3 separate regions of the Mus musculus genome follow, and all the other regions are linked to region 1. A link is a loop called in an ENCODE intact Hi-C map of the cell type or tissue named here. Cell type or tissue: left cerebral cortex. All regions are shown on one strand.

The links. A loop is a pair of places that touch in the nucleus more often than their neighbours do. Peaks named below come from ENCODE experiments on the same cell type or tissue, not always from the same donor. Only the 100,000 strongest peaks of a DNase experiment are listed, where the experiment ranks them.
Region 2: a loop joins it to region 1, with 4 times the contacts of the local background. A loop is called at or near these places in 15 of 42 quality-filtered maps.
Region 3: a loop joins it to region 1, with 4 times the contacts of the local background. A loop is called at or near these places in 10 of 42 quality-filtered maps.

Annotation. Positions count from the first base shown.
Region 1 is chr6:141,565,183-141,570,182 of GRCm38, reverse strand. It overlaps Slco1c1 (solute carrier organic anion transporter family, member 1c1), which reads right to left. Exons shown (of 15, transcript NM_021471.3): 14 at 2,612-2,729; 15 at 6-877. The coding sequence ends at 655. Among named protein-coding and RNA genes, the nearest start is that of Slco1c1, 43 kb to the right of the region's middle. In left cerebral cortex, no CTCF peak of the experiment used is centred here; DNase peaks (open chromatin) are centred at 1,866 and 2,622.
Region 2 is chr6:141,493,809-141,498,808 of GRCm38, reverse strand. It overlaps Pde3a (phosphodiesterase 3A, cGMP inhibited), which reads right to left. Exons shown (of 16, transcript NM_018779.2): 16 at 1-157. Among named protein-coding and RNA genes, the nearest start is that of Slco1c1, 28 kb to the left of the region's middle. In left cerebral cortex, no CTCF peak of the experiment used is centred here; a DNase peak (open chromatin) is centred at 3,041; H3K27ac peaks cover 829 bases.
Region 3 is chr6:140,763,539-140,768,538 of GRCm38, reverse strand. Gm30215 (a long non-coding RNA gene) reads right to left here. Exons shown (of 10, transcript XR_003956541.1): 5 at 1,408-1,641. Among named protein-coding and RNA genes, the nearest start is that of Gm30215, 86 kb to the right of the region's middle. In left cerebral cortex, CTCF peaks have their summits at 147 and 2,021 (motif pointing left); a DNase peak (open chromatin) is centred at 2,004.

The DNA of each region.
Region 1 (5,000 bases):
TTTGTGAATACAATTTATGTCTAAGTACAGAGTTACCTAATTCATGGAAATTTGGGAAGTGTTTGTTTAAAAATATTTTGATTCACTGAATTCGTAAGCAATAAAGTATGGTGACATGGTGACATGAATTGCAGTGTAACCATGGATACTTCCAAAATCACAATGAATTTATGTAAATTATAAAATTACATCTTATTATATGTAAACTAATGAACAGAAATTGTCTCAGAAGACAACCCCATCATGAATGTTTTTTTTCTGTATCAGTTCAAGGAGGAGCTAAATCTGAAAGATCTCCTTAGGAAATACTCAAAGTAGATTCTGGTCAAGTGACACAATGTACAGATGACATGTCATAATCAAACATAATAGACAGCCATCCCCAGGAACACATATCACATATCAATGGAGACAATATAGCATGAAGCAGAAATAAGAAAATAATTAAAAGGAATGTACAAGTTTAAAAGTTTTAAAATAAATTTAATTACATCCTTAGAGGTTTGTCATGTTATGCTTAGAGTCAAAAGCAAAGCAGGCATACCTTTGGAAGCAGAAAGGAATTGCACATTGAAGCCCTTTTGATTATGCTTTTATTCATTTACATGTATTGGATAAAATGACCCCATATTTGTTTGTTTCCATGATTTTTTTTTAAAGTCGTGTCTCCTTGCCTGGCCAGTACTTGGGCTGCAATCCACGATCCCTTGCAGCGCATGTCTCCTTTTTGATGCTTGAAGACATCCCTATTTTTTCTCTTGTGGTTATTAAGCTGCTGTGTTTCGAGACATATTTTTTCTTTAAAACAAAAAGTACAGCCATGCTTAGGAAGACAGACACCGTGCCCAGGAGCGTGGTTAATCCCAGGTATATGTGTCTAAAAGAGGAGAGAGTCTCGGTTATAATTATTGCAGCCACTCAACTTGAAAGCAAAGCAAAACAAAACATGAAGGTTCTAACAGTGTGAGGTTGATTGCTGAGAGACACAGACTTAATGGCCTGGTGGCTATGAATGCTGGTGACCTCCTGCCAGCAGAGGCAACTTCTTAGTTGTATTGTCATTCCTGGTTACTGCAAATGATATAATAGTTCCCACTTCCTCTTTAAAGATTCCCTGAAGTTGGATAGCCATCTTCCTGCTTGCTGAGGCAGTCCTATTTAGCCCATTGCTGTCCCAAGTAATAATTTTAAAAGAGCCTCTTTCACTTTCAAAGGTGTCAAGGTTTGACTAAGTCATGTGGTGACCCTGTCTCAAATATTTCTTCAATACACTCCAAGGAAAAGCTGTGGTAAGCAATTCAAAGAAGGGGTCAGGGTTGTTAGTGGGACAGAAAGGCCTGATAAAGAACTTAGTGTTCAGCTTCCCCTCTTACATACGGTCTCTGCATCACACAATGTCCACACTGCAGTGAGCACTTAGCCTTACCAAATGAGAGCAGAAACCAAATGTCACTCCCAGAACTGGCCCTGGCCTTGGACCAAACATCCTTCACACATAATATCAAAGCCTATTAAATCGATCTTATTTGAGATGGTCTGCCTAATTCACATGCAACTTACAGGCTCAAGACTCTCGGATTTTTTTTTTTCTTTTGGTTTTTGGAGGTTTTTTTTTTTCCCCCTCTGAAACAAAGTATTCAGCGTGTAAGTCTTTGAATAAAAGAAGTCCTGCTTTTAAGCCACTGGAGTATGGCTTTAAGCAGTGGGGAGATAAAGGTTTGATGAACGGAACTGAATGATACCGTAGTGAGAAAACCGTGCTCTCCACCTCAGACACGCTCACCCACACAGAGAAAGCTTTTTACTTTTGTGCATTTCAAGTACTGGGATAATTGAACATCAGCTTGGCAATAAGAGCCGGATGGATTGAGAGCCAAATCCAGATCTTGCCCAGGGGATTAGCGCTGACGCAAATGGTACAGTTTGGCTCAGTTTAAAAAAGAATAGAATTAAATAAACCCAGAATGTGACCTAAATTTAAATGCATCTGAGTTTCAGGAAATATTTTGCCATTTGTGTGCACACATTTTCAAACCTGTATTCTAGGATTTTTTAAAAATCATTTATTATATATGTATGCTCGTGTGTGTGTGTGTGTGTGTGTGTGTGTGTGTGTGTGTGTGTGTTATGAGCCAGGGTTGCTCACTCTGCAGCCTCAGTTTAGCCTAGAACATATTATATAGCCGAGGCTGACTTCAATTAAGCATTAACTAATTCTCTTTTAGTCCCCTGAATTCTGGGATTACAGGTGTGAGCCATTTTTTCCTGCTCATTTTCATCATTTTTAAAAAATGATTACTTGGGGCAGGGAGAAATTCAAAGTATAATGATACATATATGTGAAAGTGCCATAATAAAATACATTCATGAAACGCATTGCTAACTGTGCTAACTTTAAAAAGTCAGAACAAAATAAAATAATGATGAATTCAAAATGAAATTCAATGTCAACACTTGGCAATATTTTTTCATGTAAAATAGAATTGTTCACAGTTTTTTGGTTGATTTACCTCATAAACATGGAAAGTACACAGGGAATTTTAAGCTTCAGGATGTGGCAGAAAATGAGCTGTAGGAGCACAGAGCTACATGAGTGTGCTTGGCACTGTACCTGAAAGCGTGGGAGTCATACAGCCTGCAGGAGCCTCTGCTTCCACATTTCTTAAATCCCCATTTGAGGCATGAAGTGTCAATCAAAACACCAAAGTACACAGGGGCTGGGATTCCTGCTGTAAGAAACATAAATGATCGCTTCTAAGTTTTTGGCCATAAGAAGTGACCCAGAACCACTTACCTTGAGCTCAGGAATCACTGATTAGGTAGTGAAAACCCACAATTCTTCACTGAGACCTCTTTCTATGGCTCAGAGTTTGGTCACAAGCTCAGGACCCATGCAGTAACTGTCAGTGGTTTAGGTCTAGATGCATGTCTCCTGGAAATTCACACTCAATGTGAACACAACTTCTCCCTCACCAAGTGGCCAAGGCAATGAACCTGGATGCCACCTCTGAGCCCTTCTCATTTTAAAACCCAAGCCATAAAATCTCTTCCTTAGGTATATATCCTCCTCTCTCTGCTTCTGCTCTGATGTAAATCTGAAGGAGGGTGTGTGTACAGCTCACTGGTAGAGAATTTGTCTAGCATACATCCAAGCCCAGGGTTTAATTCCTAGACACCCCACCCTAATAAAAGCAATAGCCAAGGGTTCTTTTTTGCCAATTCCCTTAACTCTCTCTACTCTATTTACTAAGCAAATAACCACACAGATAATTGCCCAAGGTATTCCAAGACCAAACATGACATGTCTGGCCTCATCTGAAGTCATATTAATTGTCTTATGTTTCAGATACCTGCTTCCCTGAACTTTTTTCAGTGATTAACATGCTCCACCCTCTTGCCGAACGCCCCGAGTAGCTTTCTTTATCTGAAGCTGATTTCATCTTCTTGCCTCCTCCTTTTGAATGTGCACATACCCTTTGCATCTCAGTTGAAATGGTTCCCTTCAGAAAGAGCCATTCCAATGACCTAAAACTGCATTCATTCTGCTCAGCAGCCTACAACTTTCCTCCCTTCCACAAACCCTTAGTGGCCTTTGATTGTGTGTTCTCAGAAAACCAAGCTATGCAACCACAGGATAGGCACAGGATGGTTGGCTGTCTTACTCATTATACTTCGCAATAACTGATCCTTCTTAGGGACAGAAGATAAATTCTCATCATCAACTTTCAACAAAAGTCCTCTGGAAGGATTAAAATGTGTTCACAACTTCACTTCTATTTTGTACGTTGCAAACAGATGGTATTAAAATCTGGTTTGCACAGGGCTGTTTGTTTGTTTGTTTTGGTGTTTGTTTGTTTGTTTTCCTTTGAGTAGCCAAAATTTTTACAGCTAATAAAGGTGAGTTTATTTTGGCTCACAGTTCAGGGTATTTGAATCAGCCATGGTGGGGAAAGTGTGTCTATGCAGTAGGGGCATGTTTGGTAAATAGATAAAAGCAGAAAGCAGAGAAAACTCAGGCTACAAGTTGCCAAGTTGTAGACTTCAACTCCTCCACTGCAGCCCAATTAGAGATCTCTTCCTGCTAGGACCCACCTTCTAAAGGTACCCCAATTTTCTATATGTGACACCATCTTGGGATCTGACAAACAGATAGAGCACACTTCATATTTAAACCACAAAACCACAGCATATAGTAATAAGAAAATAATTTATTCTTCCTAAAGCCATCCTAATGTGTATATGACGCCATCAAGACAAACAGTCCTTTGATAACAAGTAAGAATTATTTTTTAAAATATTGCTTGCTTAAAATTCCACTGAACTTTTGGCCTGAGCGTGGTCATACATACCTTTAATCCCAGCACGTGGGAAACAAAGGCAGGCAGATTTTGTGAATTCAAGGCCAGCATGACCTACAGAGTGATTTCAGTATAGCTAAGTCTACACAGAGAAAAATTGTTTCAAGGAAGAAAATCCACTAATGTTTTATAAATAGTCAGTATATAATTGATTTAATATAGAATCATTTACAGTCATTTCAGCTTCAGGTAAAACATATACCAGAAATGGAATAATGACTTCACATCATCTCACAGGTCACTTATTAGTGAGAAATGACCTTTATTGTGGAGATGGCTATGACCCTCGATTTTACCAAGAGACCATTGTCCAGGGATGGTCTACACTAAAGTCAGGTCTGCCTGACAGAATGGGCAAACTGACACAGTTCACTTGTACAGTTTATTACCTGCTTATCAAAAGCAATCAGGTAAATGAAAAAGAAGGACCATTCATAAGATGATCACACTTGCCTAACTAGAATAAGGAAGGATTGTTAAATGCTGGAAAGGGTAGCTAGCTGTTAAATACAAGGGCTTATTTCCTTCAAGAATAGAAAAATGACTGATGTCTTTCTTTTTACCAGGAAGTTTTACATGAATGAGGTCTAACAAACTGGTGATCTTTTTGCTAATCTATGGAACCAGTCTTCCTAAATAACC
Region 2 (5,000 bases), 71 kb after region 1:
TCTGAGGGATGCTGCAGAGGGACCTGGTCCAGGGACTGGTTCTCTGTGCCTGATAAACACTGTTCCTCTTCAATCACTTTCTTCCACATCATGTGGTTCTGCAGAAGGTGCTGAGTTATTTGGCAGTAGATTCTCCTTCTTTTGAAACTTTTCTTTCCTGAAAAATATAAATCATCAGACCTACTTGTGAGCTACCTATATGAAGGTTATTGTTTTTCATATTATAAATAGAAATTAAATGTCAAAGAGACATCTATCTGTCTGTCTTTCTGTTTGCCTATCTCAGTTGCTTTAGTGCAGTTTTCAAGAATGGGGGAAAGAAGGAACATGACAATAAGCTATTACCGAGGGATACATGTTAATAATATTTCATATTTAGTAATATCCATACTAGGTTCTACTTGCATTTTTTTTTGTTAAGACTATTTGGGGTGTGTGGAGTATAAGTACACCTATATGTGCCTGTAGAGAGACCAGAGGTTTGCATCACAAGCCTTTCAGTGTTCAGAATGCTAACCCTTATATCATGAACCTCCACAATACAAGCCTTTTTCTGTCACTTTCCACCTCCATCCCCATTGAACTTGGAGCTTGCTAATGGCCATGGAATGTGCCAAGTGTGCTAGATCTTTTGAGGCCCACATACAGACACCTTTGTAGAAGGGCTAGTGAGTATTTAGCCAGTTTTATGATAAGAGGACTCAGAAATTCCTTGCACAAAAGAATAAGATCTATTGTTAAAATTGCAGAAAAGAAGAATTCGATTGAATTATTTTGAATTATTTTTGAACCACATAGAAACAAAAATATTAAATTCAATAAATGCTGGGAGACAGTAACATAGGCACAGAGTGATAAGACAGAATTTAAATTCTTTTTTTTTTTACTATAGTTATCATTTGTTCATGAGGTAAATTCATCAATCAATATTGGCCAATTGGCAAGCACTTTCATGGTTTTATGTACTTTAAACAAAGATCAATTAGCCTCAGAGTTTTCTTTCAAGGTGCTCACACTTCGTACATGCAGGAGACAGAAACTGAGGAAGGATGCTGTTTTTGGGAAGAAGTAGCATGTGTGACAGTCAGCAGTATGGTTAGTGGGAATTTTCAACTTCAAAGAACCTTGAATCACCTGCAAGATTGGCCTTTGGGCATTTCTGCAGCGGTGGGTGGGGTGGGACGCCTCACCCACTATGGGTGGCACTATTCCCTAGGTAGGGGTCTTAGAATGCATATGAGAGGAGACAGTGAGTGGAGCAGTAGCATGCAAGCAGTGACTCATTGTTCTCTAGTTCCTGGCTCTGGATGCAATGTGACCAGCTCTCTATAGATCTTGACACTGTGACTTTCTCACAATGATGAGATGTAACCTGGAATTGTGAGATAAAATAGCGTTTCTCCCTGAGTCATTTTGGTCAGAGTATTTTATAACAGCAATAAAAATGTAACCAAGATACTATTGCTCTTAGCTTGACTGAATTGTAAGCGCAGGGACGCACCCTAACTCCTACCTCCAGATCCTGGTCTCCCTCCTCTCAGAACTTTCACTTTAGAAAGCCTCTGATTGGAAATCAGTTCTCTGATCCTTTGCAATATAGATAATATAGATAAATGTTCTAGCCTGGGGACCATCCCTTTGCAAGGTGATCATAGAGAGAAAAATGGTGATGTGACCATATATCCAATGTTCACATTAGATCTATAATTCTTTACTCCTAAAATGCTGTTAGAAATCTAATGTTAAATGGCCTTAAGGAAAGAAAAGAGCATGAAAAGATGCAAGGAAGGAAGAAGTTGCGGCCCATTCTCCATTACCAGGAAGGGAGGGAAGGAGGGAGGGAAGGAGGGAGGGAAGGAGGGAGGGAGGAGTGCGGCCCTAGCAGGCCAGGAGCTTCTAGGCGATTTTCTGTTCTCAACCACCCATTTCTTAGTTTCTGTGCTGAGATTATAAATGCTAAGCCTCACCACCACCATCTTTTCACATATTGGATTCTGGGATCAGTCTTATGTAGGGAACTTTTATGTGCTAGGCTATCCTAGTCCTAATTTGGTTCTTTTAATTGGTTTATTTGATAAAGGTGGCCTAGCCTGGCTTGCTGCCAGAGCACAGGCAATAACTCTGACAACAAGCTACTTCCTCAAAACAACAACAACAATCACTTAAATACGTCATGGCTAATATTGCTAACTTGACATGACCTAGGATCAGCAGAAAGGGCAAAGCTCTGGGCGTGTCAGTGAGGGAGCTTCCAGGTAGGAAAAATCCCTCCTAACTGTGGATGGTGCCATCCTGTGGGTGGGGGTCCCAGACTGAATAAAAAGGAGGAAGCTGGCAGGTTGGTGTCCTTGAGTTGATTTTTGTTAAGCACTTTTTGAAGGAATGGGGGCAGGGAGAAAAGTAACACAATATCCTACCTCAGTAAAGAAAGTACACGAGCATACTTTACTTTTAAAAGTAAAGGAAAATTATTTTCCTGGCCAAGCTCTCTACGCCAGTTTTGTTGTAACTGTCATGAATGTAAATGACTTGTTTGTATATGTGCGTGTGTATGGAAGCCCACTTGAGTGCGTGTATGGGCAGAGCCTGCAGAAGCAAGAAGAGGGCACTGCATTTCCTGAAACTGGGGTTACAAACAGTGCTTGCATTGTGGGTGCTGGGAACTGAACTTCGAAAGAACCTTAAATGCCATTTTTTTAGCCCCAGAATAGACTTTTTACTCAGAAGTTGGTTTGAATCACAGTAGTAGGAAACCCTCTACTGCTCACGGTGTGAGCACATTTTCAGGGAAGAAGATAACAAAAGCCCCATTTCCCCCCTTTTTCCCTTTCGAGGGGCAGGCCCCAGGAGAGCAGCTGTTCTCTGATGGCTGTTAAACATTAGCAATAAACCTCTCTGGAATTATGCTGAACCAAGTGACGTAGAAGAAAGTTTGTACCAAATAAATTTGCGTAGATTAGAATCTGCAGGTGGTCTGAAACTAGCCAGCGCTGGGAGCCAAATTATTCAGCACTGGAACCTTTTGAAAGGAGAACAAAGCGCCTTTCGTGGTGCAGACTCCAAGCACAGCTTAGTACTTCATTAGAAACCTCTTAGCTCGCCCCAGGAACCTTTCAGATTTAATTATGAGGTGGGATAAAAGCCCCCTCCCTCTGGACATCACACTGCAGCATTTTATTCTGTTTCCAGGGAGACCTCCAAGTTTTGCAAACTGCACAACTCACTCACCAGTGTCTATTTAATATTCCCCACCCCCACCCCCCACCCCCCCACCCCCGCCCCTGAAATCTAAGAACAGGCTAAATCAAAGTAAACATCCCGGCCATTATGAATTCTGTAATGAAAATTACAAAGACTTCAAAAGCAAGGGAGTAAAAAATGAAGAAACCTGGGTGCCTTCGCTGATTCTACCACCATGTCATGTTGCTTATGGTTGGCTGTCAATCTTATTTTCTCCTTTATTAAAATGAGGAAGTGCCTCACTAAATGTTATGACTCTGTTCTGTGGCTAGTGTTTAAGTCTGCTAATATCACTCCACTTTTATCATTTTGGAGGCCACAAAGGTGCTTCAGAGTCAGAATTTTGGGAGCTCAAGAAATGGACCAGTGGGTAAAGTGCTTTCTGCGCCAGTACAAGGACCTCGGCTTGATCTCCAGCATCCATGTGAAAGGATGAGCACACATCTTGTGACATGCCTCTGCAATCACAGATCTGGGGAGGTGGAAGCGGGTGGGTCTCTGGAGCTCACTGGCTACCAAGCCTAGCCAAATAAATGAACTTCAAGTTCGCAAGGAAAACCCTACCTCAAAAACTATAAGTGGACATTAACCCCTGGCCTCCACATGCACCTGTACCTTCATGCACACACATGTTCCTATACATATGCATACATGCATATACACTCAAACATGTACACCAACAGATCATACTTTTAAAGCTACAGTATCTGATTGTTGTGGCAGAGATGTTTTAAATTTCAGGGTATGGGGGCTAGTTAATTACTGAAAGCCATGTGTAACTGAATCCATAGAACTCTCAATGGATGCTCTACTAGACTTGACTAAAACAGAAAGAGCAAGGGAACAACCTATCAGTGTGGAGGTTAACATGCTAGTCCAGTATTTGGACAAAGCATTCTCCACTCAAGCTTAGATGAGCAAGCTAAGCCTGCTAAATAATGGTCTTGGAATAAATCCTTCAATTCCCCATGCCTGGGTATGTACACTACTAATGTCTTTGAGTTTAAATGGCAATCCATGAAGACTCTCATCAGAGGCTCAGTTGACAAACCTCTTTTATTATATTCCAGGGGCAAACTTCTCTTCATAAGCATAGCAGCAGGCTGACTGCTTGAATTGGAAATAAAGCAAAAGAGAAAAACTAAAAGATGAATAAATAACTCTTGAATCTCAAATCTCAGGCTCTAGGTCTGAATCCCAAAATCAATAATTTCCTTTTATAAACATCAGAGAAATAGGTTGGCAACAGAGTATCAGAGAGAAACCAAATTTTCATTTTCCCTGATTCAATTCAAAAGCTAATAGACTGGGGAGTGGCTCAGTGGGTAAGCACTTGCTGTGCCTTGGATCCATCATCCACTTGAAGCTGATTTTGTACCACAGCATCTATATTCTCAGTGTTCCTATCAATAGCAGGAGGTGGAGAGAGGAGAAACTGTGGAAGCTCACCAGCCACCTAGCCTGCCTTAGGCATCCATAAAAAGAGACTGTGTTAAACAAAAGTCTAATGCCATTTCAGGGGTTGTAGGTTTTACCAATTGTATTATTAGTCACTGTGTTTTGTTGTAAGGGATCCAGGGCAGTGTATCATGCCTTTGCATGATGGGCTCTTAGTTTTACAGTCACTTGAGTCACTTGGATTACTGGTTGCATGATAGGCCCAAAGCCAGTTATCAGATGCAATGGTGTATTGGTGAGTTGTCATTATTAGCTTGCTATAACTCAGGATCACTGGAGATGAAAGTTCAGCTGAGGAACTG
Region 3 (5,000 bases), 800 kb after region 1:
CATCTCTCCAGCAATCCGACCCTTTGAAGCCAAGGTAAAATGAGATTTTAGGATAAGTGTATAAAAATCTCTCTTCAGAAGCCTCTGTCGCTCTGGCACAGGTCCACAGACAGGGGAACTGGGGTGGGGGTAGCTTGAGTGTGCTCTATAGCTCCCCCAACAGGAAGGAGCCAACGAGGTTCGGGGCGGGGACAGGAAGTTCCTATGACTCTATGGAGCTCCAGCCTCTGCAGTTGGCTCTGCAAATCCACAAAATATGCAATTCAAGGACACATCAATATCACATAAAATTCACCCGAGGCCCTTATAGAGAAACGCACGTTGTCTCTGCCCCTCTCCCACACCCCCTCCCATGGTCAGCCTCTGCAGGGCTCTCTCTCTCTCTCTCTCTCTCTCTCTCTCTCTCTCTCTCTCTCTCTCCCTCTCTCTCTCTCTCTCTCTGTTATGGGCTACAAAAGCAGACAGACATCGGGTTATGCTACACTGGACCGTAAGGATAGCTAGGCTTCTGAGGTTAGAAGTTAGGGGCTGTGATCTCAAGAACATGATAGAGGGCTAGAGAAGACAGCTGCAGCACCTAAAAAACAGCAGAGCTTCTGTGACAATGGCTGGGTCCCTACACAGCCTGGGGAATTGGGTCAGCGCCCTATAGAGGAAGAGAATGGAAACAGGGGTGGGGGTGGCCGGAGTGGGGTGGAGGAGGCATCTTCACTTGGACCTCACGAACTTAAGCACCAGTCTCTTCTCGGCATCAACTGGAAGGGAGAACAGAGGCTCTTTTCCAGTTCTGGTTCATTTCCTTCCCTCTGAGAGAGGCAAAGAAGTTGTCCTGATAGAAACGGCTTGATTTTGAATACTCTGCTAACCAGGCAAATGCAAGCATCCCTTCCATTTGATCTTAACAGTGAAGAAATTAGACGCCTTTGTTTTCACCTGCCATACCGAAAACCTTGCAATTCTTTGACTGTAGCCAAAAGGGCTTCTTATAATCCCCTTGCTTTAAGCTAAATAGACATCCTATTCTAGTTCCCGTATTCTCTGTGGTGACATCCTGTTCTAGCCCCTCCCCCACCCCCATTCTTCTCCGAGTTCCCTGACCACACAATGTCTAGAGCAAAAGAGCTGACAACATGGAAACCCAGTTTTACTTAGCTAGCTCAGCACTTTGACATTTTACACCTGCAATGTATGTTCGTTTTGATTAAATTAAATCAAATTAAAGTTGTACATACCCCTCCTTCAATGACCAATTTCTAAGAGAAAATATCTTTATTACAACTTTTTGCCTAATTTGGGCACCGTGAGTCATTGCTAGACCAATTAGCTTTTTTGTATATAGAGCTTATGAAGTAAACCAAAAATAGACAAAACATTATGATGTCTCTACAGAAGTCAAAGCTTTCTCACCTTCCAGGTCAGCGGCAAGAATGACAGAAGGGTCATGGGGCTTAGAAGGGTGTAACTGCTTCCTGCTGAAGAGGGTGGATTGTATTGTCTACTTTTCAGTGATTGCAGGTTAGATATCAGCTTCGACCGTGGTTTAAAGCCCGAAGATCTTCCTTGATTTCCTTGCCTGAAACTTCCTGACTTCAGCCAGATCACGAAGGTTCCAGATTTTGATTCTGAGATAATGGTGAATCTCTAAGAACAAAGAAAGGAAGGGACATTGTTTCTGTTCTATTGTCCGCGCAGCTGCGTTTATCAGGTTAAGACGCACAGATCATAAACGAAGGAGAAAAGACTGATACGATTTAGAATTCACATTTGCTAGGAGAGCATTTTCTCATCCATACGGATCGTAACCATTTCACATATGAACACATCATTGAAGAAATTGTCTATAGAATGGTTCTGTCCATTTATCCACGTTCTCACTAAGAGAAAAAAAAAACATGTTGTTTTGCTATAAAACTGTATCTGAATACAAATAGGGAAATACAGTCCTCAGAGGTTTCTGAACCCTTGCGAACTCGTCACGGACACACTGTTTTCTATGAGCACAAAGGTAAGATCGCCACCTTCTGGCTAGGTGCTCTAATAGCATCTTCTCATTGTGAAATTTCTAGTAACTTCCAAAATTTGAGTCTATACCGTTTTGATGAAGACTTTGAAGATTTCAGTCACTTGACGTCCAGTTTAAGTGGAAAAAGTCTCTTGTCTAAATGCTAAAAACACACAAAACATTACTCTAAAGATGTATTTGTTCTTCACACTACTGTTGCAGGAAATATTTTAAAATGCACCATCCCACACTATACCCAGCTACTCTGCCCATGTCTCTCCACCTCTAGCCTAGCCATGATGCAGTCTTCCCAGCTCTGGTTTATCTGCCTCAGAGCTGCCTGTACCTTCTCAGCCATCCACCCCCTGCGGCTAGTTGTCACAAATCCCCTTAGCCCAGTAAATCAAAACTCTAGAAGCTTAGAATTAGTCAGTCAGATTTATATATCAGTAAATTCTCAATTCACAAGATGCCCACACAGCAATTTCAGAGCCAACTGATAATGATACAAGCTGCCCACCTAGATTAGACAAGTTATCCCAATTATTCTATCCTTTTATGATATATTCATGGCTACCTGTGGCTATTTAACGCCACACTGAATCTAGAGCATCTTCCTCTTCCTCCGTTTTCCTTCCTTCTCTCTCCTCCTTGTCCTCTCTCTCTCTCCTCTCCTCCTTCTCCACCAAACTTTTCAGCTCCACCTTCCCTTCCACTGCCCAGTCACCGGCCCTAGCCTTTATTTTACCAGGTGGGGAGCAGGTTTACAAGAAGTCACTGGTGATACAACCATCATCCGCAGCCCCTCCTGGGGAAGCAGAATTAGCATCAAAATACAAACAGCACCAGGACTATCCACAACACACCACAACAGTGAAGGTGTCAAAAGCCAAAGGTATTTTCTCTAAGTGTTCCTTAAGAAGCTAAGGACAATGGAGATGATTCACTGTGTAAAATACTTGTTGGGCCAACATGATGGCCTGAGCTTGGGTCTCCAGCACCTACAAAAGTCTTGGTATGGCAGAGTAGACATGTAATTCAAGCAGTGGGGAGGCAGAGACAGGCAAATGCATGGAGCTCATTGGCCAAACAGCCTAGTTAAAGAGAGCTCTAGTTTTGGAAGAAACCCTGCCTCTGATAATAAAGTAGACAGCAACTGAGAAAGACACTCCACTGACATCACTGACCCAGTCTTCGTCTGCGCATACACACAGGCAGATGCTGGCAGATGTGGGGCGTTTGTATTCTAAACATAGTGTCAATTATCAAATTTCCTTAGTTTAACAGTTGCAACCTGAGCGGCAACTCCACCAACAGGGATCAGTTGGTGAATTTAAAAACAAAGAAAAAGAAAGAACTTGGATGAAAAGTCCAACCCCAGATTCAAGCATAATTCTCCGCCCTAATCGGACTCCAACCAGCAGAGTTAAGTCCAGCCGAAACCATTTCCTGTGAGACTTCACAGGAGTCCTGTGACATCACCATTTCAGCCACCAGGAACACTTTGAGTTTCCTACTCCCCCGAAAAAACTCCTTCATACAAAACTCCCTTTTAAGGGCAATCTCCCTGTCTCTGGATTTGCCCAGAAAACGTATCACAAAAAAGCAGATTTTTTTTTTTAATTTACTTTCTTAGTCAATTAAATCTGAGGCAATTCCAGGACAACTCACTCCACTGGCAGAATGTTGCTCAGCATGATCCTACGGAGGTGTGGGAGACAAGTGGAATAATCTTATACAATCTTGTTTCTTTTTCCTATACTTTATTTATTAGCAGTTTACGTTTGCATGTGTAAAGGTGTCTATATCCCACACTCCACATCTGGAGGTCAGAGGACAGACTTACAGAGCCGGTCTGTCCTTCCTTCCACCTTGGGTTCTGGGGATGAACTCGGGTTGTTAGACCTATGCAGCTTGTGTTGTGACCACTGAGCAATCTCTTATGGTCCTCTGTTGTGGTTTCTTGGAAGGGGGTCTCACTCTACAGTCCTGGCTCACCAAGGACTCAGTCTGTAGCCCACAGTGTCTTTGAACTCACAGCCATCCTCCTGCCTCACACTCTCAAGTGCTGGGATTATAGATAGGCACATCACACCCAGATGTAATATCACTGCTATTTATGCAAAAGGTCACATAAAGTCCAGTTTGTAGAGAGTGTGTACCTAGAGAAACATAACTGCTCCAGAGAGATGAGTTTCAGTATTGCCAAGAAGCCAGGAAACAGCAGCACCATCCTTGGAGAGCTTGCTGACTCTTTGCCTAGTAAGACAATGAAAATATTATGACAGCTTGCTGAGTCTTGGCCTCAAAGGTATTATTTTCTCAGGAGATAATTCTGCAGAATTATATGGAAAAGTCAACCATTGAAATCGTAAGTCAGATAGCTGATGTGTTCTAAGTGAGCTCAGACATCAGCAGAGGCAAAGAATGTGTAGAAGAAAGCAGAGCTCTCCCCGGTCTTCTGCTCAAAGATGACATTGACCGTTGTTGCTTATGTGCGAATGTGAATACAAACAAGTAAGTTATACAGTAGGTTAGCCACTTTGTGTGCCAAAATACTAACAGCAAGGCTGTGACGCTGTCCCACAGCCACCAGAGTGCAGAGAACCACCAATCACGAGTTTCCACCAAGTTACTCACAACAATCAATGTGGAGGGCAAGAGGCCCTGTAAGCAAGCCACTCTGTCCTGGAGACACCACAAGTCATCTATGGTAAAAGGCACTCAGACCTAGGGCTAGTTCAGATTTGTGTTGTATCTCAGGTTAAAATACTGCCCACATATATCACTTCCTATTTTTTCAGGGCACTCTGGGCACACAGGCAGTTCTAAACTTGAGGTCATTCACTTGTTGTTCTACAGATAGGAAATAGCTCCTAGGTTCTCCATTAAAAAACTTTTTATACTGAGTCTAAAAACCCACAATACCCTCTTGAACAGATATTAGCAAATGTGGTGCTATGAACAATGGGGACCAAGATGCTGAGGTCTGCTAGAA